Regions from separate parts of the Homo sapiens genome. Here regions 1, 2, 4, 5, 6 and 7 are each linked to region 3. A link is a contact called in ENCODE Hi-C or POLR2A ChIA-PET data. All regions are on one chromosome and are shown on one strand. The core of a region is the stretch at or near the end of the contact, and the rest is flanking DNA. Distances in the headings are between cores, read along the strand shown.

Region 1 (3,951 bases), core at 22-2,521, 790 kb after region 3:
TGGGGCCTTGCATGCCAGATCAGGAAGTGTGGTCCTTCCCTTTGGGGCTTTGTCAGAAGGAGGATGACCCAATTAGAGCTGGGATTGGGCCCTGGGAGCTGATGGAAGTTGAGAGAGACTGGGGTGGTGGTGATCCACAGAACAGCTGGGCAGCTTGGCAGCTGGTCAGTGGGTTTGCAATCGTGTACGTGAGTGTGCAGACCCATGTCCAGCTGCAATCACACCTGCCTTGACTCTCTGCAAGCCCTGGAGCCATAGCTTCCTCCTCTCTGCCCCTAGGAATGTAGTGCCTCTTAGAAGGTGGGGGTTCCCTCCATTAAAGCTGGGGGTCTGGGAGGAGTCTATTTGCTCTGATCTGGCTTTGGAGGAAGGGTGGCAGCTCTATCAGAGGCTGTTGTATAAAGGCACACAAATGCCCAAGGTCACTAATCCGCCCTTTGGGCCTAGAGAAGTTGAGGGCATGACTTTGGAGCCAGAGGAAACCTGGAGCCTCCAAGGATCCCCCTGGAAACTTGGGTCAGCATAGTGCTTAGTTCCCCTGTGGGGCCTCAAACTTTCATGACCCTGAAAGGGAGTGCTTGGTTAAATTCTGCATCCTAGGCACTTAACTTACCTCACTCTAGTCCTGGCTTAACCCCACTCTACACCCCCGACCCCCAGCTCCATTGTCTCCTCCTGAGGCTGTTCCTGGAGTCAGCCAAACCCAGGGCCAGCCCTGGTTCCACTGTGGCAGAGGGTTGACCTCTGCCAAATAACCTCTGGTGGGCATCAGTGAAATAACAGATCACGGAGAGAGATCTCAGGGTCCTGGCCTTCCCGCAGACCTGTGGAGGCCTGGCTGGGAACTGGCTCAAGTGTGCTTGATCCTGGCCAGAGCAAGGACCAGAGTGACTCAGGCCCAAATCCCGAGATCCAGCAGCTTCTGGTAAAGTCAAGCCATTGGGAAGCCCCGGGGTGTCCCCCGCCCCCACCCCAGGCCTGAGCCCAGGGAGGCCCTGGCAGGCCCGCCCCGCCCAGAGCTCATTAAAGCGGATTCCCGCCTGGGGAGGCGCGGGCTTCCCGGAGCCCGGCTGGCACCCAGGGGGAAGGCGGGGAGCGCACACTTTGGGGACGGCGATGGACTCCCGCTGGGCCCGGGTGCGACCAAGGCGTGGCGCAGAGTGGCAGGGCCCCGGCGGCGGCGACAGGGGCTTCCCTGTCTGCCCTCCCTAGAGGGCCCAGGAGGAAAAGACAGCGCCGGAGCCGGGGCGGGCGCGGAGGGAGGGGCGGCGCCCGGAGTGACACGGCCTGTCACCGAGGAGGCCGGCGCGCAGACCCTCCCCGCGGCCGCCGGCAGCCAGGGATTCCCCGGGCGAGGAGACCCTCCCCTGGCAGCCGCCAGCCGCGCCCGGGCCCATCTGCGACCCCGGCCGCGAAGGCATCCCGGGGTGGCCAGCAGTGAGGCCGAGCGGACGGGAGAGGCGCCCCGGGCCGGCGGCGGGGTCCCCGTGCTCGGCGACAGGAAACTCTGGGGAGTGAATGGAAAGAAGTGGGTGGTCCGGCCCCTGCGACTTCCCCTGACATCACTGCCCAAATAAGGAGCTTCCAAGCGGCCGCGGGGCGGCCCGGAGCCGCGCCCGCCGCCGGCGCCCGCCCGCCAGCCCGCCCCGCGCCCACCCCGCGCCGCGTGGGCCGCCAGCGAGCGCCTGGGGCACCGCCGGGCGGAGCCGAGCCGGGCGGAGCCGAGCGCGCGGGCGCTGCCGAGCCGCGCGGAGGCCGGGCGCGCAGCCCAGCGCAGCCCAGTCCAGCGCGGCGCAGCCCAGCCCAGAGCAGCGGAGCCTCGGCCGCCCGCAGGTAAGCAACGAGCGCCCCGCGCGCCGCGCCCCCGCCGCGGCCTGGCAGCCCAGGGACCGGGCACCGCCGAGCGGGCGGCAGAGGGACCGGAGGGAGCCGCGTCGGTGGGAGAGGGCTGGGCGCGGGCGCGCTTGCAGTAGTGCGTCGGTGCCAACTCCCGGGACCCTTGGAGTGAGGGGCCCCGGCTTCTTCGCAGCCTGCGGTGGCCTGATGCACGCGCTCTCAGCCAGCGTTTTCCAGACACTACTTCTGTCACCACCCTAGGGCGACACAAGCGTTCCCGCGTTCACACACTTCTCTGGCACACTCGCGCCTGGCACGGCCGTTGGCGTGCACAGCCTCCTGTGTCCAGCGCAGACTCTCACCCCGGCGCGGCGCTCACCCCTCGCACCCACGCATACCGTGGGACACGGCACACCCGGCGGGAGCTGCTGAATGGGTTTGGCAGCCCTAGCTTCCCCCAAGGCCATGCAGTTTCAGTCTGTCAGAGCCCACCAGCCTGGGGCTCCTCGGGGCTCATTGGGAGTGAGTTAAACTAGCATTGCTCTGGATCCTCCGAGGAGCCCCTCCTCCCGGCATAATGACAGCTGGCACTGGGGGTACATCCTAGCGGGTTGTACCTGGCATGGTCAGGAGGGTGTGGCGACTGGGAGAGATCTACTCCCACTTCACAGCCTGGATGTTTCCAGAGCGGCTTCTACTCCAGGGGCATTTCTGAGAGCACCCTCCCCAACCCCCCTTAATCAGAGCAGGGTGCTTGGGCTTCAGACAGAAGTGGTGGTGGCTGCAAAACAGGTGCAGATAGCATCAGCCTTGGCATCTTGCAGGGATCTCTGCATAGTGGCCACAGTTGTTTATCTATAAAAATATAATGTATTGATTGATGTTTCATCAAGGACATAGGGGAAACTGATAGAGCCAAATTATGGGTCTATCCCTTAGTGACTCTGGGCAGACTCGTTCGTCTCTTTCAGGCTATGTTTTATCAAAAATGGAATGAGTGTCCCCAGAGGTATGTTTTTAAGAAAGATTGAGATCACGTAAGTAAAAAATGTTTTGTAGATGTAAAGCCTTGTGCACGTGCCAGTAACTGTGGTTTGGATGATTTCTGGGCTGGTAGTTGTCATGGCTCTGCTCTGTGACTTAGAACACCCTTTCTGTTCCATCATCTGCAAAAAAGGGGTCATTAATAAGTGTCCTGTGTGCCTAGTAGCAGATTTTCCCAGTGTGTTCAGTGGATTGTTAGTTCTGAAAGCTGTTCCACCAGTAAAGGTTTCCCTGTTAGAGTAAGAATGGCAAATTGTGCAAGCTCTCTATTACCCTTTTGGCCAATTACAATCCATACTGGCAAATGAAAGGCTCTGAGAAGTCCTGCAATAAAAGACTCTTTAACTTTGTCCAACCCAGCATTTTTTTTCTAGTTGCGGGCCCTTTTCAAGTTAGTAGGCTTGCTCTCCAAGGAAACAGTGCTTCAGGGGCTACCCATAGAGATGATGTAGTGTTGTACAGTTGCAACCAAACTTTGAGAGCTAAATTCTAATTGGTCTGTTTTAATGGAGAGTAAGCAGAAGCCCAGAACAGTTAAGAGGCTCATCTGAGGTCACACAGCTAAACAGTGGCCCAAGATCACCCAGTAGTTAGTGGTAAAGCACGGACCGCAACATGACTCCCCATCCAGTGCTCTCACCTCACTGAATGACATCCAGAAGTTGAGAATTTTCCTCTAGAACCAGTCTTGCTGCTTTGTATGGACACTTTGCAGAATGTGTTTAAAAAACATAAAGAGTCAAATGATTTATTGTTGAATGAATTAAGTGATGACCAGTTACCAACTCTGTGCCTTTCATTTTGAAGACTTTAGCATGTAAAGTTCAACCACATGTGGAGCCTGTGGTGAAGAGCTTGGTAATGGTACCACAGTCATCTCTCACACATGCACACATACACACGTGTGTGCACTCTTACACACTCAAACACCCACTTGTACACACAAGTTTGTTCCTACACGTGCACACACCCACAGCCCACTCCAACTCACTCACACATGCCATCCTGTTCACTCATTCGCACACACAACCCTGCTCCTCTACACACACCCACTCCCATGCACTCTCACTT
Region 2 (3,828 bases), core at 254-2,753, 560 kb after region 3:
TTCTGTATGTGGGTTTGAGCCAGAGGCTTCTCAGCTGTGGGTTTTTTGCTTTTCTGTTTTTTTTTTTTTTTTTTTTGAGACGAGATCTTGCTTTGTCACCCACGCTAGAGTGCAGTTGCACGAACATGGCTCGCTACAGCCTCAACCTTGCGGGCACTAGCTGTCCTCCTGCCTCAGCCTCCCGAGTAGCTGGGACTACAGATGTGTGCCACCACCCCTAGCTAATTTTTGCATTTTTTTTTTTAGAGATAGGGTTTCACCATGTTGCCCTGGCTGGTCTTGAACTCCTGAGCTCAAGCAATCTGCTCGCCTCAACCTCCCAAAGTTCTGGGATTACAGGCATGAGCCACCGTACCCAGCCTTTGCTGTTTTTTGAGCTGTTTTCTTTTCTTCTTTTTGGCTGGGCACGTTCAGACTATAAGGTGGGCCAGGCTATGTGGCTGGTTTGAGTTTCTCTCTGCAGCTGTCAGCAGCAGAGTCCAGGCAGCCACACTGACCCATGCTGCCTTTCTTGGAGGCACAGCTGGTTGATTTAACTGGAGTCACAGTGTGAAGGGTCCCAGAGCAGAGGGGTCAGCTGACAAGAGGAGAGCCAACGTTCAACATTTATCGTTGCCATGTCATGATACTGCCTCACTCAGCACTTATTCTGATTTGCAACATCTGGGTCTTTTTTTCTTCTCTTCCTGCCTTCTCTGTGCTCTCTTTGGGTTTCAGAACTTGAACCTGTGGCAGCAGTGGTAGGCTGTGGTTCAGAGCGTCTGGGCATATGTGAGATGTGAGCAGAGCCACTGTGTTCTTGGCACCCAGCTGCTAGTTCCGCTCTCAAAGCCCCATTTGTAAGAAATATATTGACCAGCCGCTCAGTGTCTCTGACCAAGTTCTTAGAAAAGTCTCAGAGCTAGCAATATGTTTTACTCCTAGTGGGTGGGTGGAGATGGGATGGGGAAAGGAATTTTTTGTTGTTGTTGTTTATTTGTTTTAAGATAAAGCTCTGGTGTTTGGACTCATTTAAAGAGAGCTATGCAGTGTCTTGTTTGAATGTTTGTTTTTATGGGTTAATGGCTTTGCATCAGTAGTCACAGCTTCGGTGTCCAAATATTTTAGTTCTGGTTCAGAACCTACTTTTCTCTTGTTTTGATGCAAGCTATTTTCCTAGGGTACTCTATTTCTTTTCAATAGAAAGGTGATATTCACCCTTGCACTAAATGAGTGTTGATATCTGATAGGGAAACAGGCAGCTCTTGTGCTGGCAGAACCGATGTGCCTTTCTCCTTAAAATCTCCAGGACGCTTTCTCTCGTGAGTTTTACTCCTTGCCTTTTCCCATTGGAAGGCCATCTCTTTTCACAAGCAATGAAATCAGGACATGGGAAGAAGTGACTGTAGGAGAAAGAAGACAGCTGTCAGTAAACGTAATTAACCCCGATCTCCTCTGGAGGGCTGCCTCTTGAGCGAGCTGTGCTTTAAACCAGCCCGAATGGATGTTCAGAACAGAAAGAGAAAGTGAGTTACCAAGGACTTCTGGGGAGTGCCGTGAGCAGGGGTTCCTTTCTTACCTGGAGGGAGCCCCACACATTCAAATCATTTGCTGAGATCTAGCTAGGTGCTGTGCTGGGGACACACCGATGACAGCCTGTGGAAATGCTGGGCCTGGTGGACCCAGGAAGCGTTGACTCCCAGAGCAGGAGGGGCAGCCCGTCTTTGCAGCATGGACCTTGCTGTGGTAACCCACACCATCAGCCCTTCTGCCCCGTGACACCACCACTTCATTGTCAGGAAGCACAGTTAAGGGGAAATGAGTTTTGTATTTTAGCAAAGTTTAATTGAAACTCAAAATTCCCCCCAGTTGGATGCAAACTGTCTTATGTGAGTAGAAATACATGTGCAACCCAAAATTGGGAAATAAGTTTGGGGCTTTTGGGGTTGGGCCTGCCTGCTGTTTCCCTGTTTTTTTTCTGTGTTCCTGCACATTGATTAGAATTCTTGTCCCTGTTAGTCCAGGGTGAAAGGGGAAGGCTGGCAAGTTTGGACACATAAATCTTACACCAGACGAGTTTCCTGGAAAAAGATCAGATCAGGCCTAAAGCAGGGCAGTCCTTCTGGCAAAGTGACTCTGTGTGGTCAGGTGGCAGTGGCCATCTGGGGAGCCCGGAGCCTCTGGGTGAGGAATGTGTTGGCCACCTCTCCAGCTGGCCTGCTCGTTTCAGGGCTCCCGTGTGGTGGAAGCAGGACCGTAGAGAGGCAGCCTCCCAGGCAGGCTAGTCATTCAAACCTCTCCCTTATGCATTATCTAATAATTATGTAGTAAGGAATGGGAGAGCTGCCTGAGTGGAGCGTTGACAATGTGCAGGTTATATAAGGAAGCTTGCCCAGAGACCTGGGTTAACAGGCCTCACATTTCTCATCCCCCTGACCCCAGGGTTATAGACAATTGCCCTTCAGGCAGCTGCCTGGCCAGCCCACGCCTTGCCCAGACTTGGAGTAAGATTCTGGAATCAGACAAATGTGGGCTTGAATCCCAGCTCCACCACTTACCAAGTTGGTTTTCCGGGGGAAGCTGCTTAACTTCTCTGAGCCTCAGGCTCCTCATTTGTAAAATGGTCCAAGGATTAAATGACAAACTATATAAAAAGGGCCATGGATCATTCATCTCCCAAACCTCAGCATCACACAATAATCCCAGGTAACAAACCTGCACATGAATCTACAATAAAAGCTGGAAAACATAAATAAGGGCTGTCACAGTGCCTGTACTGTGGCTCTTCAGAACTCAACCCAGTTGTCACTTGGCCCAGGAATCAGGCCCTTCCTGGATTCCAGGTCCCTCATTTGTGCCCCGAGCATCTTTTCTACCCTAGCTCTTGTTCACTTTTCTGTTTCTCCCTTTAGGCTGTAAGTACCTTGGAGGCAGGTGCTATGTTTGGTTGTCTCTGTGCTCAGAGCCTGCACCAAAGCAGCCAGCACTTAAGGAGTGCTGACTGAGCATTCCAGGCTTGGTTCTAAGTAATTTACATGTGAAAATTTATTTAAACCACACAGCAACCCATGAGGTAGGGACTATCATCATCCCCATTTTACAGACAAGGAAACTGAGGCACAGGGTAATTGAATCACATGCCCAGTGGCACAAAGCTAGTCATTGGCCGAGCCAGGATTTGAACCAGGTACATCTGTTTCAGAATCTGTTCTCTTAACCACTGTGCTGTCACTTGAGTTGTTCATTGGATGGTGAGCAGATGGGGCAATGTTATTATGGTTAAACTATTATTGTTAATTCCGGGCAAGCCACTTGCCTTTCTAGGCCTGCTTCTTTGTTCATTAAGTGGGGAGCAGGGTTCTTGTGAGGATTAGATGGGAGTGATGAGTATAAAGGAGACTGCAAACCCTATCCAGAGCCATCACCTTGGGAGTGTCACCGTGGTAATCAGAGTCCGTTATTCCTACAGGAGCTCCATCCACAACTGCTCTGCAGGGGACAATGGGTGCCCTCATTCCCCACAGGGCTCCCTACCCTCTCCATCGATACACACTAACATATGGGAAATGAAGGCCCACCCTGCCGGGCTTTCATACTCTAGAATGCGTGAATTTTTGCTCTTGGCAGCCCATTAAAAGGGCTAGAGTCCCCCATGCTGTCCTTTGATGGTGGAATACAGGAGAGTTTAACCTCAGGCCCTGCAGGAGAGTTGAGGCAAGGTGTCCCTCCAGTCCCAAGGAGAAGGGGGTGCTGCCCTTCAGACTCTGCGTAGGTCTGGAATGGCAGTGGCTTTTGGGTAATGAGGTGGCAGTGTCGGGGACATTGAGAAGGTGGATGATGTTATTGTCA
Region 3 (3,888 bases), core at 983-3,482:
GGTAATGTTCAGTTGCTTTGTTACTTTCAAGATAGAACTAAAAACTGTGGGATAAACTAAAGATCCCAGAGATTAAAAAGCGTGAAATCACTAAGCTAATCATCAGACTTTGCCCTAAAAAAAAGCTGTTAGTGTGATAGGGATCATATACCAGTTTATTTATACTTTATTTTTCTCCTTAGCATTTATCACTACTAAACGAGTTATGTATTTGACTTATTTATTGTCTCCTCTGCAGAGGAAGCAACACAAAGGCAGGGTATGTTTCTTTTCACTGCTTTCATCTCTAAGTCCTACAGCAGTGTAGGACCTCAATAAACTATTCTACAAAGTCGGCAAATGCCCCACAGATAAGAGTTTCTCCTAATAAAATCCTACCTGTATCACCCAATAAATGACTAAGAACTCCTGAAGGTTCCAAAAATCTAAAATCACAACCACACCTACCTTATCCATATTTCTTCCTTAACCTACAATAGCCCCCAACTAATCTACCCACTCCACTTTCTCCTTCTCTACTTCGTCTTTCATACTGATGCCAGAATGTTGTTCTCAAACAAAAACTTTATCTCATTCTCCTACTTATGTGTCCCTTAGCTCCACAAGAAAAAGTCCAAGCTCCTTAAAAAAGGAAAATAAAGTCTTCTACAAAGCAAGCCATCTCTTCAGTCAGCTCTCCAGCCTTACCAAAGCACTTCGGTTCACAGCCCACTGCCCACTTTCAAATTCCTACTGCCATACTCCACCTGGAATGACCTTTCCCACTTCGTACACCCTCTGCTCATTTTGTTTTGATTTTTGGTGTTTTTTTTTTTTTTTGCGACGGAGTATCGCTCTCGTCGCCCGGGCTGGAGTGCAATGGCGAGATCTCAGCTCACTGCAACCTCCGCCTCCTGGTTTCAAGCGATTCTTCTGCCTCAGCCTCCCGAGTAGCTGGGATTACAGGCGCCTGCCACCACGCCCGGCTAATTTTTGTATTTTTTTAGTAGAGACGGGGTTTCACCATGTTGGCCAGGCTGGTCTCGAACTCCTGACCTCAGGCGATCTGCCCTCCTTGGCCTCCCAAAGTGCTGGGATTACAGGCGTGAGCCACCGCGCTCGGTTCTGCTCATCTTTTAAAACCCAGTTCAATTCATCTCCTCCAAGAAGCTTCATCGACTCCCCCAGGATTCACTCGCCCCATGATCTGACTGCACTTTGTACATACCTCCACTAGAGCATTTATCACTCTGTATTGTAATTATGTCTGTGTCCAGCTCCCTCACTAGATTGTGAGGTCCATGAGGGAGGGCGGTGTCTTATTCATCTCTGTATCCCCTGTGCCTAGCGAATACAGATGCAGAAAGGCCATCTCCAGATCAAGAGGAAATTAACCCAAGATTGGTTATATGGGATTAGATCTCTGGAAGAGAAGCGCCCATCACCTGCAGTGGGCCCCCAGATGACTGGATCTTGTGTTCAGGCATTTCAGAGACAGGAACATAGAAATCTGACACAGCCGCAGCCAGGTAAAACATCGCAGAAGGGCCTGCAAAGAGAAACACAAGGTGTTAACAAATCGGCGAGGTACGATATAGGATCAGCTCCTTCTCAACTCGGGTTCCCCAGCTGAGATCCGTGGGTAAGCAGGAGGTAAGGGGATAAGTGGCTGGAAAGAAAGGCTGTGCTTCCAGGCAAAAGGGGTACTCCTAGGGCACGCACCTAGCGGATTGAGTGCCTGGGCCGCAGCCTGCAACAGATGCAAATAGTCCGCCAAAGTGGTGAACTCTACTGCCAGGAAGGTGCCTGCAGCCGCAGCCTCCTGGTAGCTCCTCAGAGCCTCAGCAAAACCCGGAAGTGCATTCTCCTCGGCCTCCAGGCTCAGCAAGCCCGAAAGGGCTGGGCCCGAAGGCCGCAGAGCGGACAGCCAAGTCTGGGGTGGGAAGCGGTGGGCATAGGGGAAGGCAGAGCGAGCGCGATACAAGAACAGGACCCCGTAGCCGGCGGCTAGGAAGGCCTCGGCCGAGGTTGCACCGCGCCGCCCGCTGCTGAAGTTGTCCAGGAAGCGCACCGGCCGCGCTTCCAGTGGGACCTTGGTGCCGCCTGACGTAACCAACACCACCCGCCGGCCCTGCGCGCCCAGCCTGGCCGCGAAGCGAGCCATAACCTCAGCCCAGCGCGCAGCACCGGGAGGCTGGGGGAACTCGGCTACCGGATCCATTTCCGCCATCTGCAGCGCAGCGGCCGGCGCCTGCGCACGTTTCGCGGCCGCCGCGCCACGCCCCTTCTCGCCTACCTGGTGTACGCGCCGCGCCGTACTGAGTGGGCGGTTCACTACCCTTCTTTTGACACTAGGTCCCGATCTCGCCAAGTCTGGAAATGCGTAGTTGTTCTGCCCCAGAGCCCAGCGAAAGTGACACTGCAACGAGGGGGATCCCCGGCTGGGTGGGCATCTGGTAGGGTCACGTTCCCTCACGTTCGTTTCCTAGCCTGGGTGAAGAACTGGCCATGTTTGACCCTTACCGGCCACTGTACGGGCCTTTCTGGACTTGGACTCCTTGGGAGTCGTTTCTCGGCCATTTGACCCGTGGGACTTGTGGGTTTTGTGCTGCTTTTTCTTTCTTTCTTCCCCTTTTCCAACTTCAGCAATACACCCAGATGTTAGTCGAGTCACGTCCCGCCGCCCTCTGCCCTTGAAATGCTGGCAAGTACGCAGCCCCGCGATCGTCACGTGACGCCGGGGTTCAGCGTATCCTTGCTGGGCAACCGTCTTAGAGACCAGCACTGCTGGCTGCACCATGAATGTGATCTACCCACTGGCAGTCCCCAAGGGGCGCAGACTCTGCTGTGAGGTGTGCGAAGCCCCAGCCGAGCGGGTGTGCGCGGCCTGCACAGTCACTTATTACTGGTAGGCCCTGAAACGTGGCACCTGGGCGCTATAACTCCCTCCCTCTCTCCCTTTCCCGGGTCTGGCTTGGGTACCTTGCGTTAGCCGTTGCCCCTGACTCTGCAAGGGACACCTCAAAACGGCTTTAAGACAGGCCCCTAAGACTCCCGTGGCCTCGTCTGTCTCATCTCCCACTTATTCGTCACTCATGTTTTCTGAAGGCGTACTCTGTGTTATGCACTATTTTAGGTGCTAAAGTTACTGGGGCAGCTCGGTAGATCAGTTCCTTCAAAGATCTAACATTCCAATGTGGGAGACAAATCAGTAAAGAAACAGGCCGGGCGCGGTGGCTCACGCCTGTAATCCCAGCACTTCGGGAGGCCGAGGCGGGCGGATCGCCTGAGGTCAGGAGTTCGAGACCAGCCTGGCCAACATGGTGAAACCCTGTCTCTACTAAAAAATACAAAAATTAGGCGGGAGTGGTGCTGGGCGCCTGTAATCCCAGCTACTCGGGAGGCTGAAGCAGAAGAATCGCTTGAACCCGGGAGGCGGAGCTCGCAGTGAGCGGAGATCGCGCCACTGCACTCCAGCTTGGGCAACGAGAGTGAGACGATAGTGAATGGGGCAGTATGTGGAAAGCTTTCCCTGTGGAAGAAACATTTGAGCTGCATTTTGAGAGGGCAGTCAGAACCTGCTGTGTACAGGAGTAGTGAAGAAGGGTAGGGCATTCCCGGCATCCGGGACTGCTAGGGCAAATGGCAAAAGAACAGAGTTTGCTAAGGGCCGAGTGGAGAACGTAGTAGTGGAGGGAGCAGTCAGTGATTTTCAAACTGCAGGCCAGGGCCCTTTAGCAGTTTATGAATAAGTCACAATCACCATTTAGAGAAAACAACAACAACAAAAAAGAGCACAGAATGAGTAGAAAGTATCAGGTTAATCCTACCTGAATTGTTTCTTAAAACTTTTGTCTTAGTGTTTTATGTGGACATGTGTGTGTGTACAGGAAAAATGTATTTCTTACT
Region 4 (3,716 bases), core at 526-3,025, 970 kb after region 3:
CGTGGGAGGGCAGAGAGCACCTCACGGGGAGTCCCTTGTGCTTTGCTTGATAGACCAAGCCACCTGCCCGCTGGGTGGCCTTGACCAGGCCCTGCTCCTCTCTGAGCCTCGTGGGCAGTCCTGAGCTGACTCCCCTGTGATAATAGCTGCCTCCTGGGGTTGTGGTGAGGAAGAGTCGATAGTGCTCCAAGCACGTAGTAGGTGCTCAGGAAACATTTGTTTGTTTTTTTCACAGGAGCCAGCTCAGTCTCCAGGAAGGAAGATCCTGCTCTCACCCTCCATCAGTTCTGCCAGTTTCTCCAGGATTTCACACATGCACGCTTGCTCTGGGCACACCCTAGGAAGATGCAAACTTGCCTGTTCCTGGTGGTCACCTACTGTCCCCTTCATAAATGTCCAAGGACAAAGGAGCTGCTGAATACAGGAACTGAGCATTGGGCATCCTGGGTTCTGTAAGTGGAAAGCCAGGTGTGCATCTCTTGACCCCCCTGCCCTCAGGAAGCACTCGCAAGGCCCCTACTGTGTGCAGGGTAGGTGTCAGGCCCTGCCTCCTCTGGGGCTCTGGACCTTGAGATTGCAGGGGAGATAAGTGCAATGGGATGAGTCAGGCAGGCACGAGAGGCACAGGCCCTGGGAATTCCAAGAAACGAGAGGGCCTTTCCTGTTGTGCCTGGAGACAGGGTCCCTGAGAAGACTCCAGCAGGAAGTGGACTCTCAGCCAGGGCAGGAACAGAGGGTGCCTGCCGGTTCCCTGAGCTGCTCAGCACAGCTGTGGTTCATCCCTGCTTTCCCCTCCCCGGCAAGGCTTCTGGGCCAGCAGAGGGGCAGGAGCAGAATGCCAGTCCCCAGAGAAGTCCCCTGGCTTACTTCTTTTGCAGACAGTAGCCCCCGGTGGAAGCCAAGACATCCTGTCATGGCCAGGACAGGAGACTGTTCAAGGGGCGCTTTGTGTGTGTGTCCTCAGGGACATCTTTCTGGAAAGGGGTCTGAAGCCACCTTCTTAGTCTCAAAGGAGCCTGTAAGCCAAGCAGGTGAAGTACCTTCTTGTTTTGGCCTTGTTTGCAAACAAGGAAACAGGCCCAGGAAGGATGCCCTTGGCCATGGCTGCATAGCTGAACAGCTTCTGGAAGGGACTAGAACTCCTGCCCCAGGCCCTGGGGTGACAGGGCAGGGGTTGAGGGGGGCATTTCCTGGGTGAGGTGGGGATGAAGCAGTTCCAGGCTGGTCAGAAGTCAGGCATGAGCTGTGTCCTTCACAGAGGGAGGCAGGCCCAGAGAGGGCTCTGACTCGCCCAAGGCCACACAGCCTTGCGTGGGCCTTTCACATCCCACACAACAGAGGGGCATCCTCAGCCTGGTTGGCAGAGGGCAGGCAGGATAGATGGCAGAGTCTTCTCCGAGGAGAGGGGTTTTGCTCATGGAACCTCCTCCTCCACACTCACAGCCCTGGGCGAGACCTGTGGAGCAGCCGCCAACAGAGTGAGGGAGGGGGCTCGGGGCAGCTGGGGGTGACTTGAGGAAGTCCAGCTGGACTGCGAGGGGCCCCTGGGGACTGCCAGGGAGCCTCAGGACTCCCAGAGGTGCTCCAGGCACAGAGGGAGGAATGGGCCTTCCATCTCCCTCCCCCCTTCACTGCAGAGGCTGGGTCGGGCCAGGCGCCCGGGGAGGAGGCGGTGTCCCTGGCTCCCAGCCCGCCGGTGCAGCGGGGCAGGGCTGGACCAGAAGGGGTGGGGCACCGTGCCTGGTATAAGAGGCAGCCAGGGCACCGAGGCAATGAGCTATCTGCTCAGCTTAATAGCAGGACGCTGGCAACAGGCACTCCCTGCTCCAGTCCAGCCTGCGCGCTCCACCGCCGCTATGGTCTCCGTGCCTACCACCTGGTGCTCCGTTGCGCTAGCCCTGCTCGTGGCCCTGCATGAAGGTGAGCTGCCCTGGCCTCACCTGCTGCCTACAGCTCCTGGGTCTGCCTATCTCTGTCTCCCTCTAGGGCTGCAGTGCCTCCCAAGCCAGCTGGGGGCAGACAGGGGCGGGAGCCTGGCGGCAGTGGTGGCAGGGGAAAGGTTCTGCAAATACAGAGGTGCCCAGGCTCCCCACGGGCTGCTGGGACTTCCCTGGGCTGGCCTGGAGCTCTTGAGCAGCAAGAGTGCCAACTCCCTCGATTATGCAAGAGGAGGGGCATGGTGGGTCCCCCACTCTGGGATGTGCCAGGCACCCCAACCCACCTCTCCACCTCTCTCTCCCTCCTGTGCATGCAGGGAAGGGCCAGGCTGCTGCCACCCTGGAGCAGCCAGCGTCCTCATCTCATGCCCAAGGCACCCACCTTCGGCTTCGCCGTTGCTCCTGCAGCTCCTGGCTCGACAAGGAGTGCGTCTACTTCTGCCACTTGGACATCATCTGGGTGAACACTCCTGAGTGAGCATCCATGGGGATTGGGGGCAGGGGGAGCTCTGGGGCAGGGTGTCAGGGTGGAAGCTACTGGCATGCTAGGGAACGTTGACACATTCCATCTCTCCCTGGGCCTCCAGATGGAGGCACTGGCTAATATCAATAGTTAATTGTTTCAATTCCTGAGTGGGGACCACCTGAGCCATAGAGAGGGCTGTCTTCTGAGAATTCTTAAGACAGCCTGGTAAGCAAGTGTTGGCCCCGTTTTCCAGATTCAAGTGCTGAGGCTCAGAGAGCTTAAGCGCCTCCCCCAAGATCACACAGGTAATTGTAAGGGTAGGCACCATCCTCGGTTGGGGAATGCCGGAGCTCACAGTCTCTGTCATGCTGCCTCTGCATGCTCTTCCAATAATAATACGATTAGTGACAGCACCCGTGCTTTGACTATGCCAGGCTCTTTGCCAAGCACTGCACGTGCATGATCATCTCAGGAGCCCCCCCATCCTCCCCATAAGGCAGGATAGTCCCTCAAACGACAGATGAGAACCTGCCCTGTGCTACTGGCTACACCCGGGTGGGAGCCCCGTGCTGTCTGTTCCGCCTGCACCCGCACTGCCTCCAGGCCACTGCATACCTTCAGTTGAAGTTTCTGTGTGTGTTTGTGATTTTTTCCCCTCCCCAAATTGCAAAAGGCAAGAGAAGCCCTGCACGTAAGCGTGTGTGAAGCTAATCCGCATCCAAACACTTGCTTAGGGCGGGAACCCTGCCAGTCCCTGCGTGCTGAGTCTACCTGGAGTCACTGCGACTCCAACCACACCATCTAAAATTAGCTCTGTCACTCGAAAGTGCTGGTCTAGCCAGCCACAGGGCCCCTGCCATTCCCCTGGCCCGCTTGATCAGACTCTGAATCTGAAATTAATCCCATCTGAACACACACACACACACACACCCCACTTTCAAGTCAAGCCTCTAAGGCACATGTGTTACCCCTCCAGGCAAGTGGGGACCAGATGGGGGCAGCTTAGCTATGAGCCTGTGTTTACTTCTGTGAGATGGAGTGGCCGCCCTTCCTCCAGAGCTAGCTGAGAGCCTTCTTTGAGAACAGGGGGACCAGCCTGTCTGAGAGGGGAGAGAGACTAGGAGGTTCCCAATTCCCAACTTCAGGTAGGATCACAGATTTCCTTGCCCCCATGCTGGGAGCTCTCAGTGAGCCAAGCCAGGCCCAGAGAAGGGGAGGGTCTTGCCAAGGGCTACCAGGACCCTTGTGGAGTAGCCTGTGACTTCAGTGGTGTGACTTCTTGAGGTCAAGGGCTGGTCACCTTTCATTGGCAC
Region 5 (3,979 bases), core at 1,379-3,878, 650 kb after region 3:
ATCCCTGTGCCAGCTTCGTCCTCACTGCAACCCTAAGAGGTGGTGTCATTATCATCTCCCACGCACACGCATGTAAACGAGGGGCAGAGGGAGAGCCCCCAGCTTGCCCAAGGCCATTTGAACCCAGACCCTAGCAGCCTCTGTTGTCCTGCCTTCCTCATTCCATGGAAGGGCACGTGTAGATACCAGTGGCCACTTTGATTTAAAGGCCTCAGGCCAAGTGGGTTCTCAATTGGAATATTAAAAATTGTTTCATGTAGTTGATTTTTTATTTTTAAATTTGTCTTGAGAGGGAGTCTTACTCTGTTGCCTAGGCTAGAATGCAGTGGCATAATCTCGGCTCCTGGCAACTTCCGCCTCCTGGGTTCAAGCAATTCTCCTGCCTCAGTCTCCCGAGTAGCTGGGATTATAGGCACGCACCACCAAGCTTGGCTAATTTTTGTATTTTCAGTAGAGATGGGGTTTCCCCATGTTGGCCAGGCTGGTCTCGAACTTCTGACCTCAGGCGATGTGCCCGCCTCAGCCTCCCAAAGTGCTGAGATTACAGGTGTGAGCCACCGCGCCCGGCCATTTCATGTAGTTTAATTGTCTGTACACTGTAAAGCCAGGGTAATGATTGGCCTCATGGGTCATGTGCACTTGCCTACCGGGAAAGTAGGCTTTGTTTTCTCCTAGAAGCTTCTTGCAGAATTAGCTCTTGTCTTCTGAGTATATATTTTTTTTCCTGTAACTACTTACCAGGATTTAAAAATGTGTGTATACACAGTGGGTGAGGGAGTGAGGATAGGAGATGCTCTAAAACAATCTAGCATGTGAGTAACTCCTCTAATCCACTTGCTCTGACCAGCCTATTGGAGGGTCAGCATGAGTCTGCCACAATTAAATACATGTAGATTTTTCTAGATAGTCGTAGAGGATAAATTGTTATGAATCAAGCCATATTTTAAATGGTTCCAGTGATGCAGATGACTTTGACATCTGCAGTGAATGATTTGATAATCTAAGGAAATCTAAATCCCTTCCCTCTCTCTCCTTTTCTCTCTTTCACATAAAAACTCTTTTTCATGTCTTGGGTGACCTTAGGGAGATAAGCCTTCTGTATCAGTTCTGCCACTCAATAGTACATGACCTTGAATGAGCACCTGGTGGTGGCTAGCTCCAGTTGCTTCAGCTGTAAAATGGGCACAGCCAGCCTTATCTGGCAGGTTTGTCTTGAGGATTAAACAAGCCCGTGTGCCTGCAGCACTGGGCAGATTTTGGCAGAGGGCGGGCTTTTAGCTTTCACACAGGAACCTTCTGTCGGTTGGTGGGGAGAGCCATGAAAACAGTAAAATACAGAACTGTGGGTGAGTGTGAATCCAGGCAGGTACAGGCAGGGGCTGTGGGACCACTGGGGAGGGAAGCCCACCTTTGTGGAGTCGTTAGGCAGAAATCGGAGGTGGGGACATTCGAAGTGGGTTTTACAGAGTAAGTAGGAGCTGTTTGCTCAGTTATTTATGTATACCTCACTTTATTCCAAATAAAGATTTGAGATCATATACATTCTACATTAAGGTAAAATAAATTTAATAAAGAAATAATATGCAAGGGAAAATAAGAGGAGAAACTAAAATAAAGCCATGGACAGGTTAGGACATAAACCTGCTAGAGGTGATGAACAGGTTTGGCACTGTGCTTCCTAACAATGAAGACAAAAAGGGAACATAATCGATAGGCGGTTCTTAGTCATCATGTCCAGAGGATTAAAAATGCACCCAGTGCCCAGGATGTGCACAGCTTTCCCTGGGGCTAAGACCTAAGATACATTTTCCCCGTGATCCCTCAACAAGGGGAGTTTGTGTGACATAGTCCTTAGCAACATTGCTGTTCTAACCATGTCATTCCAGTATGATTGCTTCTGAGGAGAGTGTACCAGGCAAGGAACACTGTTCTTGGCAGAGGGGACAGCATGAGTCCAGCTTCACGTGGAGGGAATGTCTGCAGGCCTATTGTCAGTGTGGCTCTTGGACCATGTGGCCCAGTGGGGCCTCTGGGTACCTATGGAAGCAGTTTTGGGGTGAGTGGCATGGCACCAGGTGAGGGGCCACAGGAAAAGCAATGCTGGGGTGTGGAAGACTCACTTTGCAGACATGTCAGGGCCAATCCTGTTAGGACATGACAGGAATCAAGGCTTCTGTGGCCCTTGCAGTTGGGGTCATTAGTAGCTGGATCAGAGACTGAGAAGGTGGGGCCTTGGCAGTGCAGGAAGCATGATTGGCTGGGCTGCCTGCTGGTCTTGGGCCCCAGAGGCTGGTCACCTTTATAAAGACATTGCAAGACTTTTTCGCCTGTGAAATTTAAAGCAACAATAACAACACATACTCCGCAGCCTGTCAGGAAGCCATGTGAGAAAGCTGAGCTGCCCCACTGTCAGAGCCTCATATTTTGGGGTTTTTGTCTGTTCTATTTTTGAGGCTGGTAAACTGGTTTCCTGTTTGTTGCAAAATGGGTGGTTGTTGCTGTCTGTGCCTGCCTTGGCTTTGGCCAGGCCTGGAGGGAGGTGGCCTCACCAGCCTAGGCCCATCCTTCTGCCTTGGGCCAGTTCCCTTCTGTACAAATGCCAAAGAGGAACCCAGCATTGCCAGGGGCAGGGAGTGGGGGCACCCTGCCAGCTGCTTCCTAGGGTTTCTGAGCGTGTTTGAAGTCATCATACTCACTTTGGCAATGCCTCTCTCTGGGAGGACTAGCTTCATGTCACTAAAAGTGGACACATTTTATACTCAGAGGTCAAATTAGCAACTCAGTAAGAGCAGGGGGATGGGACTGGGAAGAAAGAACCATCTGTCATTGTAAGGACAGAAGGGAGGAAGAGAGAAAAACCCATGTTAATTGATACTTGCTATGTGACTGTCATTTTCACAACTTGTATCTCATTTAATTGTTACATGTCATTCCCATTTTACAGGTAAGAAGCCTGAGGCTCAGAAACAGTAAGTCGACTAGAATCATTTGCTCAGGATGTTGGCACTTTGGCAATGCCTTGGAGAGCAAGTTCAGCATTCCTCTCCTATTCCCACCCTCCATCACCTTTTTATTGAAGATGAAAGCCAAAAAAAGAAAAAAGCTTGGGGCCAGGTGCAATGGTTCATGCCAGTAATCCCAGCATTTTAGGAGGCTGAGGTAGGAGGACTGCTTGAGCCCAGGAGTTTGAGACTAGCCTGGGCAATATCAGGAGACCCCCATCTCTATGAAAAATAAAAAGTTAGCCAGGTGTGGTGACACATGCCTGTGGCCCCAACTACTCGGGAGGCTGAGTCGGGAGGATCTCTTGAGCCCAGGAAGTTGAGACTGCAGTGAGCTGAGATGGCGCCACTGCACACCAGCCTGAGCAACAGAGCAAGACTCTGTCTCCAAAAACAAAAACAAAAAGCTTGGAAAAACTCCCAAAGCTAGGTAGTAGCTGAGTCTGAAAGTTACTTAACTAGTGGTTTCTAGTCTACTGCTTTTCCAAACTGCCTTAGATGCTTTCTAAACTGGCAGGGACATGATACCAGTCCAGCATTGAGCAGAGTTTGAACTTGTGGCTAGGCAAGCCAGGCCCAGCCGCCATGGCATTTACATTTGGACACCTTGCTTCTCTCCCAGAGCAGCTGGATAGTGGTGTCCCAGTAGGACCTGTGGGCCAAGGGTATGCCTCTCCCCTGCCCCCCACTCCTTGACATACCAGCTTCAGATCCTGCAATTCCCTCATTGTCTTTTGGGGTCAAAGCAACGAAGGCCCTTCTAAAAGCATGGGTCTGTTTCATTGGCTGATTATTTCCTCTCATCAGTGGTTTTTGGTGGATTCAACCTGCTCCTGGACCCCTAGGGGCATTTTTTTTTTATCTTATTTTATTTTTTTCAGATGGAGTCTCACTCTGTGCCCCAGGCCGGAGTGCAGTGGCGAGATCTCGGCTCACTGCAAGCTCCGCCTCCCGGGTTCACACATTCTCCTGCCTCA
Region 6 (3,836 bases), core at 971-3,470, 720 kb before region 3:
CACCACACCTGGCCAGATGTCCATTTTTATTGCCCCTAATCAACACTGTCTGGAGGTGCTTACCAGCACAGGTAACACAAGAAAAAGGAAGAAAGTCATCGTTATTTGTAGATAACATGATAGTCTATGTAGAAGTCTCTGCATAATCTATAGACAAATCATTAGAATTAATAATAATTTAGCAAATATGCTGGAAATAAACATCAATAAATTAAAGTCAACTGTATTTAATACAGCTTATTCCAACAGAATATTATGTGGTTGATAAATTTGACTTTATTAAAACTAATAATTTTTGTCCATCAAAAGATACTTGTAAGATGGGAGAAAAATGCCCCAAACTGAAAGAAATTATTTGCAAGACATATATATATATCTGACAAATTATTGATATACAGAATATATAAATTGTGCATGTAAATCAATAAAATTGCCCAAAAATATCCTGCACAACAAACTGTAAAAAACAAGTAAAAGACTTGAACAAGGCATTTAACATACGACTAAATAGGAATAGCCCATAAACAGATACTCATCATCATTAATGATAGCAAAATGCAAACGAAAACCACAATTCCTTTTCTCAACCATTGGGTTAGCAAAAAATTACGAAGTTGGACAATACCAAGGGTTGGCAGGGTTGCTGAGGAATAAGAACTCTTATGCACTTCTAGTGGGAGTGTAAATTGGTACTATCATATTGCTCAGTAATTTTAGTCCTGGCTGTGTGCCCTAGAGAATCTGCACAAATAGATGAATGTATATGCATGCAAGAATGTTTATAGTAGTATAGTTTGTAATAGCAAATGATTGTTATTTCCCAAATGTCCCTCAATATTAGAGTGAATACATATATTTGAGACATTATATTCATATGATGGAACACTACATAGCAATAAAATGAACTTGGCTATATGTATCGAGATGTGTGAATCTCAAAAGCATGACATTGAACTGATGCAGCAAGACACAGAATACAGGGAGAAGCACTAGAACTGGTAATATTCTGTTTCCTATGCTGGGTGGCTGGGTTCACAGATCTACATTCTATTGTAATTCTTTAAATATGACATATATGTAGGGTACATTCTTTTGTATGTATATGTCACAATAAAAGGTGTCAATGCAACAAAGAATGGGAAAATGGATTCGGTTGTTGAAATAATGAATATCATTAACAGGACCACTGTGAACAAAAATAAGGGCTGTAATGCTATACAAATGGTTATTTGCGACTTGGGATAAAGTTTACAGTGTCTTCATCATACTTGGATTCAAACGGTGATATAATGAAGGTGGTGTGCTCAGGAAAACTGTTAGACAACTCAAAAAGTGGCTCTGGTGATGACAAAGGCAGTGATATTGAAGACACCAAAAGAGGGGTTCTTAACATATTTTCATGAAATTACAGTGAAAAAAGTACTTTTAAATTAACATTTTATATGTGATTTTAACTACATATGCGTGACTGATTAATCTAGTTTCATAATACAAGTCGCCATTTATTTCCTCTACATTTATAATACTGCATATATATTCAAATTGGCCAAAATCTTTCTTTCCAATCATCATGCTGGGATTATGGGGTTATATGTGGCACATACCATTCCTGTATATGTCAGGATGGAAAAAGTTTTACCTGGAATGAATTTTTGCCATTTCTGATCCACATTGTACTTCACACAGTGATTTCCTGAAGGAAATATAATGATCTGTTCATCGAAGTAGAAGATATTGTTGGCCACGTGGGATCGAAGACCAAAAACATGCAGCGTCTGAGCTACCACGGCTGACATGATCTCCCGCCAAACAGTTCTGCTGAAGACCAAGGCAGCGCTTCAGAGTGGAGAGCACCGCCCCGCTCCGACCCCGCCCCCGGCCCGGACTCGCCCTCCCCGCCCTTTGCTCCTCCCCTTGTCTCTCCCCTTTCTCCTCCCCTTGTCCCTCCCCTTTCCCCTCCCCTTGTCCCTCCCCTTTCCCCTCCCCCGGGGTCCTCCTCCGCGCCACCCCACCCCCGCGGCTCCTTTTTCTGCCTTTTCCTTTGTACCCTCACTGCTACCAGCTCCTTCTGGCGACCCCCAGGTACCCCCTCCCACCTTTCGTTTCTCTCTGGGTCAGCAGACCACGCATGTATCCAGAGGCGCTACCTGTAGGGATCCTAAGCAACCCGGACACTTTCAAACGCCGTAGCGGTTCCTATAGCAACGACAAACCGGAAGTATGGTTTGCCGCCGGAAGCGGAAGTCCCAATCAAAAGTTGAGCAGTAGCTGTGAGTTGCTGGCGCTGGAGCGATTCGGTGGCACGTGGAGCCACGGCGTGGGAGTAGGGGGCTGAAGGCAGGCAGCAGCGGCCAGGGCCGCCCTCTGCTAGCCGCTTGGGTCTCGGGATACCCCGTTTCTTCCTGTAGGTGTGGGACGTGCGTGCGGCGAGATGGACACTCCCCCGCTCTCGGATTCGGAGTCGGAATCCGATGAATCCCTTGTCACAGACAGAGAGGTAGGTGTCAGCCGAGCTCGTGGGGCTGGGCGTGGGAGAGGGGGCCTTACACCCCTGGGAGTGACCGTGATTGTGTCCTGCAGTTGCAGGATGCGTTTTCCCGAGGGCTTCTGAAGCCAGGCCTCAATGTCGTGCTAGAGGGGCCGAAGAAGGCCGTGAACGACGTGGTGAGCGTGGGCACAGGGTCGGGGGTACTCGGACATGGGATGCGCTTCAGGCGCTGTTGGGCTTGGGAGACCGATTCTTGTCCCAGGAAAGATGCACCCTGCGCCTCGCCAAGAGGGTCAATTACCTGTCTGGGTATTGGGGATTAGCACTTTGTCCCTTCGCCTAACAGCCTGTGCTTGGGAAAGACAAACTCAGAGTTCCCTTCTTGTGAGCTCAGTGTCTGGATTTCCTAGAATGGCCTGAAGCAATGTTTGGCAGAATTCAAGCGGGATCTGGAATGGGTTGAAAGGCTCGATGTGACACTGGGTCCGGTACCGGAGATCGGTGGATCTGAGGCGCCAGCACCTCAGAACAAGGACCAGAAAGCTGTTGATCCAGAAGACGACTTCCAGCGAGAGATGAGTTTGTATGTTTGTTTTCAAATGTTGGAGAAGTTGAGGATCCTTGTGCAGGAGAGTGGGAAAGAGGGGAAATTAGTAAGTCTGCACTCAGAATAAGCCTAGGAGTAGAGAGAGCGGCTTCTTTTGACTAAGAATAGCTAGGAGATTCTTCCTGTTTGAGAGAAGAGCTCTTTGGTCCACGGTCACGATCCAAAATCCACTTTATGGGCTAATTTGAAATATTCATGTTAAAACTTTTTGTGCATGCTTCAGTTATTAGGAAAACAAACAAACAAACATTGCTTATGGGATGTTCTTGTGTGGAATTGCTTTAGTAATTACATAAGAATCCATAATCGACATTCGTTTGTGTTAATGGGTACCTTTAGAGTAGTCATTCTCTTAAACTATTTTTAGCAACACCCCTCCCCTTTTTAAAAACTAGTATACGGCTACATTTCTTTTAGATACTAAATCAGTGAGACAGTTTTTGTTTGTTTGTTCTTGCTAATGGAGGTCAGATTTTGAGAGTCCTTCTGAGCTTGGATAACTCATGATTGGCGGTGAAAAGGAACGTAAGGCCTCCTCCTTCACCTCATTACACATTTTGTCCTACGATTCTCAGCTATCGCCAAGCCCAGGCCGCAGTGCTTGCAGTCTTACCCCGCCTCCATCAGCTCAAAGTCCCTACGAAGCGACCCACTGATTATTTTGCGGAAATGGCCAAATCTGATCTGCAGATGCAGAAGGTAAGAAATAGAAGTTTTCCTCTGGAAAGTCAAAACTTTGTA
Region 7 (3,564 bases), core at 552-3,051, 700 kb after region 3:
TCCCAGAGGACAGAGATTTTGTTCATTCATTCACCGGCTGCTGTATGCCTAATGTCTAATACACTGCCTGGCACATGATGCCTGCTCAATAAATACCTGAATGAATGAAAATGAACGGCCACCTAGTAAACAGCCCCTCATTAGAAACGCTTCCATTGTTTTCTATTTTTATTTATTTATTTATTTATTTATTTATTTATTTATTTTTGAGACGGCGTTTCTCTCCTGTGTCCCAGGCTGGAGTGCGATGACGTGATCTCGGCTCACTGCAACCTCCGCCTCCCGAGTTCAAGTGATTCTCCTGCCTCAGCCTTCCAAGTAGTTGGGATTACAGGCACATGCCACCACACCCGGATAATTTTTGTATTTTTAGTAGAGACGGGATTTCACCATGTTGGCCAGGCTGGTCTTGAACTCCTGACCTCAAGTGATCCTCCTACCTCGGCCTCCCAAAGTCCAAAGTGCTGGGATTACAGGCGTGAGCCACCGTGCCCGGCCCATTGCTTCCAATTTTTAAAACAAACAATGCTAACATGAATATCCTTGGAGTGAATTACTCATACACAGTCATGATTATTTCCTTAGGATTAATTTCTAAGATTGAATTGCTAGGTCAAGGGGATGCACATTAAAAAAACACTTTTGACAGGTATTTCTCCAGAAAGGCAGTATCAATTTCCATACTTACCAGAAATGTGTGACTGTGTCTTTTTCCCTACACTCCCACCAATGCTGGGTCTTGTCATTTTTAGAAAGTCTTTGCCAAGTTACCTGCCACTGTTCTCACGTGAGTTTTTACAGAAGGAGTTTTGTGTAACTTGATAGAATACAACCGCTTTACAGCAACTCAGAGACAGTCTTTCTGTGGTTGTAAACACGCTCAATAAAACCCAAAGGCAGTGCCCAGCGATGTAGCCAGTGGAGCAGCAGCCAGGCTAGTAGCCAGACTCAGATGTGGATCTTTCCCTGAGCCTAACACTTTGTAAAGTGAGCACTGAGATTGTCCAGCGGAGAGAAGGGACGCCAGATTATTTAGAACACTTTCCTGAATTGTTACTTTTCCTAGCCAAGCTTTGAATAGAACCCAGAGAGGTCAGAGTTCAAGGTTTTGCTGTCTTCTAAGGCCTGCCCTAAGCCAAGGGTTCTCAAACTGAGAGTGCCTCAGAATCACCTGGAGGGCCTGGGCTTGTTCAAACACAGACTGCTGGTTCTGTCGGTCTGGGACAGGCCCAGGGATTTGCATTTTTAACAAGTTCCCAGATGACGCTGATGCTCCGGGTTCAGGAACCATACTTTGAGAACTGCTGGCCTGGAGTGTTGGATGTATTTTGTCTGCCTCCCACTGGGTCTTTCCCTCAGCCCCCTAGGCTGGGTTAGGCACCAGCCCCTGTGCCCCATGGGAGCTCCATCGCCGTGCTGACCACATCACAGTCAGAGCCGCAGTCTTCCCTGGTCTTTTTCCCCTCTTTGGAGGTGGACCCTGGTCTAGGCCCCTGGTTCATCTCAGTCCACCCAGAGCCTGCTGAGCTGCTTGGCACAGAGGCATTCAGTGAGGGCTCCCCAGAAGGGTGAGGAGCTATTGCGGAGCCTCCGTGGGTGACTGCCACAGACTCCATGTGTGCTGACCAGGGAGGTGCAGCACAGAGGTCACCCTGTGGTTTTGAAAGTCAGTCATCCGGATTCATTCTCACTTCCTCTGATCGTTGGATTCTGATGTCATCAAGAAGATTTTCGGAAATCAAACAGAAAGGCAGTCCAGTGGACTTGTTGTGCAGTGAGGAACCAGAGAAGGAGAGGGACTAACTCAAAGTCACACCCCTGAGTGATGACATAGGTAAGACTTGAACCCATCACCTCCCCAGCAGTCTTCTATAAAGAAGGTGGAGTGAGAAGACAAATGTGATATGGACAGGGTCATGTTGGAGAACAGGCCTGGATCCTCCACCCACCACAGGCTTTGGACCCTCCACCCATCACAGGCTTTGGACAACTCCCTCTCTTGGGGCCCCCACTTGCTCATCGGCAGCCTGAGTATGATACCATCTGTGTGATGCTTTTGTGTGGATTCACTTTGGTCACTTGTGCAGATGGGCCTAGTGCTGTGCCTATGGGAAGCATTAGACACTCTCCTGCCTCGCCATGACTTCTGTTGGGCTTTTCATGGTCCCTTGCCCACCACTGAGTGCTGTTGTCCCAAAGGGCAGTAGCATCTCTGGTCACACTTTGGCTGGGTGAGTCTTAAGCTCCAAGAGAAGGACAGGGGAAAGGTTGAAGAACGCACACCTGAAGGTGCAGGTGGGGCCTCATGTGATGTCAACCCTGCTCATTTCGTGAACTTCCCTTCCCTCCTCACCACATCCTCCTGGGGTTTTTGGTGTCAGAGCTCAAGGGGAAGGTGCAGGCAGAAGTTAAATATAGAAAGGCACCTACTCATGGTGAAATGCGTGGGCTGAGCCCTGGGTGAGGGGGCGTAAGCATCTGCTAAATTTAGCAGGCTGACTTCCTCTCCTCTTCCCTTGCATGCCATTATGCAAAAAAAAAAAAAAAAAAAATGTGTGTCAGTTTCCCTCGGGATGAATTCAAAGGGTGAAGAGGAGAAGTTGGAAATAAAGCCTGCCAGTTAATCACGACCTCTGGCCCCTGGATGGTCCCATCTGTTGTCACTTTTTATCCTCAGAGCAGTTCTATGGGCTGGGCAGGGAGGGTGTTGCTGATCTTGCTTTACAAGTGAGGATGCTGAGCCCCAGAGAAACCAGGGACTTGGCCGGTCATTGCATGGTAGAGCCTAGACATGAACTTCGGGTTTAACACGGATGCCCATGTCCGTTCTTACGAACCTAGTCCAAGGGTGCACTGGGGGCCGGGTGCGGTGCGGTGTCTCACACCTGTAATCCCAGCACTTTGGGAGGCCGAGATGGATGGATCACTTGAAGTCAGAAGTTCCAGACCAGCCTGACCAACATGGTGAAACCCCATCACTACTAAAAATACAAAATTAGCCAGGCGTGGTGGTGCATACCTGTAATCCTACACACCTGTAATCCCAGCTACTTGGGAGGCTGAGGCAGGAGAATCACTTGAATCCAGGAGGCAGAGGTTGCAGTGAGCTGAGATCGCACCATTGCACTCCAGCCTGGGCGACAGAGCGAGACGCGTGTCAAAAAAAAAAAAAAGTGCACTGGGCTTGGTAGCTCAGTAGGTGATAAAGAGTGCCCAATCTACAGAGATTTTCAAGGGTCTTGAGTGGTTTGGTAACTGCAGGTGGGAAGCCTACAAGCTAATGAATATGAGTGGCAATGAACCAAGGCCCGGCTACTCAGTCCAGCAGCAATGGCCTCGCCTTGGAACCTGGAAATGCCAAGGCCCAGCCCCAGCCCAGACCTGCAGAATCTGATTCTGCCTTGTAACAAGGTTCCCAGATGATGCACACACTGGAGCTTAGGAAGCCTTGGATTAATGCTTTGAGTGGGCTCACTTAGAGAATCAACTAATGGAATTTTGGACTCCAGTCATTCATTCCTTCACTCCCTCGTTTATTCAGCTGCCATTTGTTGATGAATTCCA

The links. Hi-C counts contacts between places; a loop is a spot of excess contacts on that map. ChIA-PET counts read pairs that join two places held with the same protein, here RNA polymerase II (POLR2A). Pooled maps may share reads with other maps.
Region 1: a loop to region 3 is called in a map of tibial artery, with 10 times the contacts of the local background. The contact joins the enhancer-like site here to the promoter of PPCS in region 3. A Hi-C loop is called at or near these places in 3 of 168 maps with a recorded cell type or tissue (CD8-positive, alpha-beta T cell, naive thymus-derived CD4-positive, alpha-beta T cell and tibial artery) and 10 of 50 pooled maps. POLR2A ChIA-PET finds 5 or more read pairs at or near these places in 1 of 52 experiments (AG04449).
Region 2: a loop to region 3 is called in a map of naive thymus-derived CD4-positive, alpha-beta T cell, with 4 times the contacts of the local background. The contact joins the enhancer-like site here to the promoter of PPCS in region 3. A Hi-C loop is called at or near these places in 2 of 168 maps with a recorded cell type or tissue (both naive thymus-derived CD4-positive, alpha-beta T cell) and 8 of 50 pooled maps. POLR2A ChIA-PET finds 5 or more read pairs at or near these places in 1 of 52 experiments (activated CD4-positive, alpha-beta T cell).
Region 4: a loop to region 3 is called in a pooled map, with 3 times the contacts of the local background. The contact joins the promoter of EDN2 here to the promoter of PPCS in region 3. A Hi-C loop is called at or near these places in 4 of 50 pooled maps.
Region 5: a loop to region 3 is called in a pooled map, with 4 times the contacts of the local background. The contact joins the enhancer-like site here to the promoter of PPCS in region 3. A Hi-C loop is called at or near these places in 1 of 168 maps with a recorded cell type or tissue (breast epithelium), 1 of 37 single-sample maps with no recorded cell type and 7 of 50 pooled maps.
Region 6: a loop to region 3 is called in a map of CD4-positive, alpha-beta T cell, with 7 times the contacts of the local background. The contact joins the promoter of CFAP57 here to the promoter of PPCS in region 3. A Hi-C loop is called at or near these places in 4 of 168 maps with a recorded cell type or tissue (CD4-positive, alpha-beta T cell, CD4-positive, alpha-beta memory T cell, CD8-positive, alpha-beta T cell and 1 more), 2 of 37 single-sample maps with no recorded cell type and 17 of 50 pooled maps. POLR2A ChIA-PET finds 5 or more read pairs at or near these places in 2 of 52 experiments (activated T-cell and naive thymus-derived CD8-positive, alpha-beta T cell).
Region 7: a pooled map shows a loop between it and region 3 (5-fold over the local background). The contact joins the enhancer-like site here to the promoter of PPCS in region 3. A Hi-C loop is called at or near these places in 6 of 50 pooled maps.

What each region holds. Positions count from the first base shown.
Region 1 is chr1:41,660,016-41,663,966 of GRCh38, reverse strand. The region is part of intron 2 of HIVEP3 (HIVEP zinc finger 3); the gene reads left to right. Among named protein-coding and RNA genes, the nearest start is that of EDN2, 180 kb to the right of the region's middle. RefSeq lists a silencer at 985-1,864. Within about 2 kb of position 1,271, at least 31 of the 41 ENCODE cell types and tissues checked have a DNase peak (open chromatin) inside an H3K27ac peak, as active enhancers do; they include CD8-positive, alpha-beta T cell and tibial artery, where a contact is called at or near this core.
Region 2 is chr1:41,889,371-41,893,198 of GRCh38, reverse strand. All of the region lies in intron 1 of HIVEP3 (HIVEP zinc finger 3), which reads left to right. Among named protein-coding and RNA genes, the nearest start is that of HIVEP3, 28 kb to the left of the region's middle. RefSeq lists an enhancer at 1,443-1,742. Within about 2 kb of position 1,503, at least 28 of the 41 ENCODE cell types and tissues checked have a DNase peak (open chromatin) inside an H3K27ac peak, as active enhancers do.
Region 3 is chr1:42,454,887-42,458,774 of GRCh38, reverse strand. PPCS (phosphopantothenoylcysteine synthetase) reads right to left here and starts at 2,232. Exons shown (of 3, transcript NM_024664.4): 1 at 1,702-2,232; 2 at 1,425-1,528. The coding sequence starts at 2,209. ZMYND12 (zinc finger MYND-type containing 12) reads left to right here and starts at 2,753. Exons shown (of 8, transcript NM_032257.5): 1 at 2,753-2,887. The coding sequence starts at 2,778. It also overlaps a transcript of CCDC30 not described here. RefSeq lists enhancers at 1,882-2,001, 2,092-2,161, 2,402-2,631.
Region 4 is chr1:41,482,742-41,486,457 of GRCh38, reverse strand. It overlaps EDN2 (endothelin 2), which reads left to right and starts at 1,775. Exons shown (of 5, transcript NM_001956.5): 1 at 1,775-1,920; 2 at 2,255-2,411. The coding sequence starts at 1,857. RefSeq lists enhancers at 1-668, 3,517-3,716.
Region 5 is chr1:41,801,645-41,805,623 of GRCh38, reverse strand. All of the region lies in intron 1 of HIVEP3 (HIVEP zinc finger 3), which reads left to right. Among named protein-coding and RNA genes, the nearest start is that of HIVEP3, 120 kb to the left of the region's middle. RefSeq lists an enhancer at 1,079-1,138. Within about 2 kb of position 2,628, at least 18 of the 41 ENCODE cell types and tissues checked have a DNase peak (open chromatin) inside an H3K27ac peak, as active enhancers do; they include breast epithelium, where a contact is called at or near this core.
Region 6 is chr1:43,170,714-43,174,549 of GRCh38, reverse strand. It overlaps CFAP57 (cilia and flagella associated protein 57), which reads right to left and starts at 2,220. Exons shown (of 23, transcript NM_001378189.1): 1 at 2,097-2,220; 2 at 1,640-1,815. The coding sequence starts at 1,796. It overlaps EBNA1BP2 (EBNA1 binding protein 2), which reads left to right and starts at 2,260. Exons shown (of 9, transcript NM_006824.3): 1 at 2,260-2,497; 2 at 2,581-2,664; 3 at 2,899-3,071; 4 at 3,671-3,794. The coding sequence starts at 2,432. It overlaps MIR6733 (microRNA 6733), which reads left to right and starts at 2,838; the gene lies at 2,838-2,898. RefSeq lists a silencer at 1,794-1,993 and enhancers at 2,104-2,153, 2,234-2,363, 1,913-2,548, 2,494-2,723, 2,549-3,185.
Region 7 is chr1:41,750,313-41,753,876 of GRCh38, reverse strand. The region is part of intron 1 of HIVEP3 (HIVEP zinc finger 3); the gene reads left to right. Among named protein-coding and RNA genes, the nearest start is that of HIVEP3, 170 kb to the left of the region's middle. RefSeq lists enhancers at 1,317-1,506, 1,867-2,026, 3,297-3,426. Within about 2 kb of position 1,801, at least 7 of the 41 ENCODE cell types and tissues checked have a DNase peak (open chromatin) inside an H3K27ac peak, as active enhancers do.